Regions from separate parts of the Mus musculus genome. Here region 1 is linked to region 2. A link is a contact called in ENCODE POLR2A ChIA-PET data. All regions are on one chromosome and are shown on one strand. Each heading gives the region's core, a stretch centred on a gene start or an enhancer-like site at or near the end of the contact. The rest is flanking DNA. Distances are from core to core; before and after follow the strand shown.

Region 1 (2,837 bases), core at 156-2,655, 75 kb before region 2:
CTGACCTTAACCATGTCCTGGGACAGGGAGAAAGAAAAGCATAAGGGGCGGGGAAAGGGACGTTTAGGCTCTGGGATTGAGTTCCTTATCCCTGACTATGAGGCTATCCAAAAGGTGACAATGACACAGGACACACAAACAATTCTGATATTCAGCACTTTATTCTTAGTAGTGAAACCACCTTTCATTAGGTGGAAAGGCATCGGGAATGGATGGGACCAGCGCCCATCTGAGGGGATTTTCCTGGAAATCAGGTGTTTCTCCGTGCAAATTTAGAGGAAACACCATCATGGAAGAACCGCCCCCCAGAGTGCAGCCAGTAATCACCAAGCCAATGCCAGGGCCGCCTTAGGAGTTGCCAGACTGCTGGGACAGCAGGGTTTCTATGTCAGGTTCGATGTCGATGGTACGAAAGCGGCGGCTGTACCTGCGCACGGGAACACCGTCGGGGCCCACCAGGAACTTCTCAAAGTTCCAGGCAATGTCGTTGCGGCACACCGGAGACCAAATGATGTACTTGGGGTCGGTCATGAGCGCAGTGGGGTCGTCACTGGGTGTTGGCAAGGCATTCCGCAGGAAGGTAAAGAGCGGGTGAGCCTTCTCACCATTCACTTCGCACTTCTCAAACAATGTAAAATTGGGCTCGAACCCGCCACCAGGTCGGACGTACTTGAGGGAATTCAGAATCTCTTCATTCTTGCCATTCTCCTAGGGAAGACAAAGGCATTTATTTATGTGCTAGGATTTCGGAAAGAATGTGCTTTTTAACTGCAAAACAGAGGTTTCCCGATGAGTCACCAGGAAGTTGCCCTCCTTGTATAACCGAGGATAGGCCTGCATTCCAGCTGTAGTACCAGAGGAGAAAGTAAGCGGTGTCCCGCCCGTGGGAGCCTAGAGCCCAAGGCCACCCATCTCGCCCCATATACCTGGTGTCCGAACTGATTGCACGGGAAACCGAGCACCACCAGTCCACGAGGTCCCAGACGCTTCTGCAGATCGTTCATCTCGGTGTAGTCCCGGATCGTGGTGCCTCAGAGAGACGCGACATTCTCAATGAGCAGCACCTTGCCCCGCAGGGAGCCCAGGCTCACAGGCTCCCCGCCCGTCAGCGGGCGCGCGGAGAAGGCATACACGGTGGACTGTGCCGCCGCGGAGAGCCGAGCAGCACACATACTGGAGATGTTGGGACTCAAACGTGGAATCCGTACTAGCGCTCACAGGGCCCTGCACCTCCTTTTAACTGGATGGTGCTGAGATCACGTGGCATCGCTTTCTTTCCGGCTGGCAGCCAGCTCTAAGTCTCAGGGTCCCGCCTTATCCGGCCTCTACCCTCCCCCCATCGAGGAACAGGGAAGAGGGTGCGGCCGGGCTAAAGCGCCTGGAGGTGCCTAGGGCGGGTCTGGTCTAGCTCCTGTAGCACTAGTCTGGAAGGAAGCTGCTTGCTTAGGCGGGGATCTTCCAGCTCTGTCTTACTCAACCGTTTCTTAATTAGTCTAGAGTCCCGCCTAGGAAGATGGCCTCTGGCAATAACAACGGCTAAAGCAGCTCACGCACAGCTCCCTTATATTGTGTAACTTTACCCACACGTTTCTAGTCATAAGGTTATAGGGTTTTAAAAACATAAGTTTAATTACACTTATTGTTTAATTAAATCGAAGGAGCATGCATGTTGAGGTCAGAGTTGGTTCTCTCCTTCCACTCGGTGATAATTTGGGAATTGAACTCAAGAGGAGCTGCGTCGCATCAGGTGGCCAGTGTTTTGTTTCTGAGACAAGGTCTCTACAGAGCCCTGGCTCGCCTGGAACTCCAAGTGCATGTTTTCGTTTTGTTTTGTCTTGGGGGGTGTCTCCATCTCATCAGTGTTTCTGTATGCAGTCTTGGCTGTACTAAGGCTTGTTCAGTAGCCCAGGCAGGCCTAGAACTCAAGAGATTTACCTGTCTCTTTGCTTTCATCCCGAGTGCTGGTACTAAAGGCTTGTACCACCCATGCCTGACTTTTTTTTAGTAGCACTAACAGCGCTATCAAAGGCAATTTCTTTTGGTTGTTTTTGTAAGGGTGGACAGCAGTGCAGGACTCCCTGCTCCAGACTCTAACCTAGCTCCTCTCAGAACACGTGCTTCTAGTGGTCCTAGATTCCTGCCCCCAGTGCAGTTTGGTCTTAGTCCAGAAAACCCAGCCCCTCATGTCCCCTCTATGACATTCCACTCCACTTTTTTTTTTTTTTTTTTTTTTTGTCTTTTTTAGACAGGGTTTCTCTGTATATCCCTGGCTGTCCTGGAACTCACATTGTAGACCAGGCTGGCCTCGAACTCAGAAATCCACCTGCCTCTGCCTCCCGAGTGCTGGGATGAAAGGCCTGCGCCACCACACCCGGCTTCCACTCCACTTTTTAGATTTGAACGTGTCACAGGGAAACCACTTCCATGTTCTTGGGAGGAGACAAAAGGTTAGTCTAGAAGAGGGAGGGAGTAGGAGGAGCTGGTGCCATTCAAGAAGCCTCTCCAGGGGAGTCTTTCCGGCGAAAGCAACACACAAGAGAATACAGGAAATTTAGAAAACTGCCTTTATTCTATTAGTTGGAAAAATTAACTGGTACAGAAAAATGTTTAGTCAGCTGGAGAGAAGAGACCCCCCCACCCCCACCCACTGCCACCCATAAGAACTGGTGGCTCCTCTGGGAGGCAACTTGGATACAGTGTGGAGAAAGGAGCACTGTGACTTAGAGCCAGACCCTGCAGTCCAGGTGAGAAAGGCTATGCCACCTCCAAAGTATAACTGCCTCAGGCGGGAAACCAAATTCCTACTTAGTCCAGTCTGGAAAGGGGTACTAGAATGA
Region 2 (2,835 bases), core at 85-2,584:
ACAGCAATCCTTAAGTCGCAGCTTTATGAGTGTAAAGATTACAGACGGCAGCAACCATGGCCAGCTCATTCTCAGCCTTTCTAAAATGGTACAGTCTTAAAGTCAGAATCTGAGAAGCCATTAACTCTTCAGTTTATTAACATCCAAGGGATGGCCTGCTCTTGCTCTCCTGGATTTTAGTTCCTCTTCCTTTTCTAGGCTCTATGAGTTAGTCACGTAAGAATTGAGAAATTGCAAACAGGTATTTGAGGTAGGGCATTTCTTCCTGAAAATTTTTTCTCCTAGACTCTTCTGAAGAGAACTGCCCGTCCTTTAGGCAGGAATCCCAGGCTGAGTAGCCGCCGGGTCTGTATTCAGAATGAGTTTACTGATAACAGCTTGTGTCTGAAACTCCAGCCTGGCCCTAGGCCAAAGAGGAATGGATTCCTTCTAGCAGTGTGGGGTCAGTTAGGAAGGGAGCAGAGCCTACCACAGTTCTGATTTCCACAGGTATTATGCACTGTCAGGTTTAGTAACTTGTTAAATCTCCAGTCTCTGGAGTTTGGGCCCTCTGGTGAGCCCAGGAGAGTTAAGAACTACTTTAGGACCCTCCATAAATGGGGGAGGCCAGATTCTAGCAGTAACCACCCATCTAAAGAATGTGGGCCACCGGGGGGTGAGTGACCTGTGCTAGCGGGTCAGAGCTATTTTGAGCTCCAGAGGAGGCATTGGATTTTAGCTTTCCAAGGAGGGGGAGGGGAAGCCTGTTGTATGGCCAGCACTAAAGAAATGGGTTACCTTCCTGCCCACCCACCCGGATCTGGCCTTAGTTTCTCCATCCATATTAAGGAGAGGGTAACAAGGCCTCTCTTCCTTTGCAATTGGGAGGGCGCTTCCTGAGTGTTTGAATGGTTTAGATACCGCTTGCGTTTTGCTCGAAGGAAATTAGGGGGCAGCTGTGTGGTGGCTTGTTGTGGCCGGACCGGTTCGCCGGCCTGTCCATACCTCGATTTATTCTTCGGGAGAAGTTGGGAAAGGTGCCCCTCCCCCACCCCAGCTAGCAAGCGCTCCCAGCTACCCGGACTGGCTAAGGCGTGTCCCGGGACCCACTTGGTCGACTTCGGGGGCGGGGCCTCTACGTCGGGGCGTGGCTTTTGGGGCGGGGGCGTGACAGGCCAATGGGCAGAGAGGTGCGGGACGGGGCGGGGCCTGTGCGCGGGTGCGGCGCGCTGCGGGGCTAGCGACGCAGGCAGAAGCGGGCCGCGCGCTGAAGGCTAGTCGGCGCCGCTCCGAGTCGGCCGTGGGATTGGCTGCGGCACTCGCGTGTCAGGCGGTTGCTAGGCTCCGGCCGCGCGCCCCGCCCTCGCGCTCGGCGCCCTCTCACCGCTCGGTACGTGATCGCGCGGAGGCTGCGGCGCGGCGCTCGCGCTCCTGGGGCTCGGGGGCGGCAGCGGCGGTAGCTTCGCGCGGAGTCCCCGGGGAGTGGCGGCGGTGTCCCTGGGCCCGGAGGAGCGAACACCTGCCGCGGCCTGCCCGTGGTGCTGGGTGAGTGCGCCTCCCGCCTCTGCCTCCCGGTGCCTGCCTGCTGGGGCCGGGATCCCCGCTGCAGCCGACCGAGCCTTCCGCGGAACACCTGCTGCTGCTCCCTTTCGGCCCGGGGCGGGGACACGGCCACGGACGTCCTTGCGGGTGAGGAGGCGGCGCCGCCGCCGTCCGTGCGGAGCCGCCCCTCGGCTCTCCGTCCGGTAGCTGAAGGCTGAGGCCGGAGCTGCGCGCCGCGGCGACGGGCCAGGCCTCGGCCCCGGCCCGCGCTCCCGGGAACGCGGGGCCTGTGCATCGGCCGCGGGCGTGTGCGGCCTGCGGGCTGCCTCCGGGTTGCCAGTGGGGGTCGCGGCCCAGTTAGGAGGCATCTCTACTGTGGGGCTCCTGCCAGAGGCTGGGAAGGGCGCCGCCCCCGCCTCTTGCTTTGAGCTGCTCCGAGTCTTGGGGTTCTTTCCTCCCCCTCGGTTGCGCTTCTGTGGGAGACTCCTTTACTACCTTTGCAGTGGGTATTTGGGAAATCAGGTTCACTTGCGAGTATATTTGGAAAATGTTCCCAGAGGGAACACCATGTTGACTCAGAGTCCTTTGCTATAACTCCCAAGTTCATTTATTGACAAACTCAACGGGCAATTAAAAACACACCTCTTAATCTCTACAATTTGAGAAGCTTTTGTTAAGTTGAATTACATCAAGATTAGTTTTCGTGGTGATGACGAAGTTTTGACTGGTCCGCCTAGTCTGGGACAGTACCTTTATAGCCTAGAGGTCTAACTTGAGAGTCCAGCCTGCTGTTTCCCTAAATAAGCGAGTAGAAGTAGTTCTTGGCGTGGAAGCCAGACTCGTGAAGTGAGGGTGGTGTTTATAGAACATAACTCCAGCTAGAGTTGGGTGTGCTTCCAGATGTTTTGGAATCTGATGGAGATGGGGTGTTGCAATCATATTAGTATATATTGTGCTTAATGAGCAAGAGACATACTTTCAGAATGTTCTAGTTTAGAAAAAGAATTCCACGGTAACGGGTTGTACAGATCGATGGTTTAAATATGGAGAATTGAAGTTCTTTTTGCCTTGAAGTCAAGGACATGGTCAGCGTGCTTAAAGGACATAGGGGCTATTGGAGAAATCAGATCTCACTAGGGAGTTAGTTGCAAGGCGTGTGGGATCCTGTGTGAAGGTAGGAGTAAGTAGCACTATGCAGGCAGCACCGGGTGGGAATGTGCAAGCATTGTTGATATGTACCTCTGTTGAAATTGTCACCGGACAAGTCCTCATCATTCTAAAAAACCTGATTTGACAAGATGCATTCATTTAGTA

Evidence for each region. ChIA-PET counts read pairs that join two places held with the same protein, here RNA polymerase II (POLR2A).
Region 1: POLR2A ChIA-PET joins it to region 2 with 22 read pairs in embryonic stem cell. The contact joins the promoter of Gpx1 here to the promoter of Dag1 in region 2. POLR2A ChIA-PET finds 5 or more read pairs at or near these places in 4 of 5 experiments (Patski and embryonic stem cell).

What each region holds. Positions count from the first base shown.
Region 1 is chr9:108,337,648-108,340,484 of GRCm38, reverse strand. Gpx1 (glutathione peroxidase 1) reads right to left here and starts at 1,405. Exons shown (of 2, transcript NM_008160.6): 1 at 927-1,405; 2 at 143-708. The coding sequence starts at 1,172. The coding sequence ends at 349. Rhoa (ras homolog family member A) reads right to left here. Exons shown (of 6, transcript NM_016802.5): 6 at 2,542-2,837.
Region 2 is chr9:108,262,314-108,265,148 of GRCm38, reverse strand. Dag1 (dystroglycan 1) reads left to right here and starts at 1,334. Exons shown (of 4, transcript NM_001276482.1): 1 at 1,334-1,524.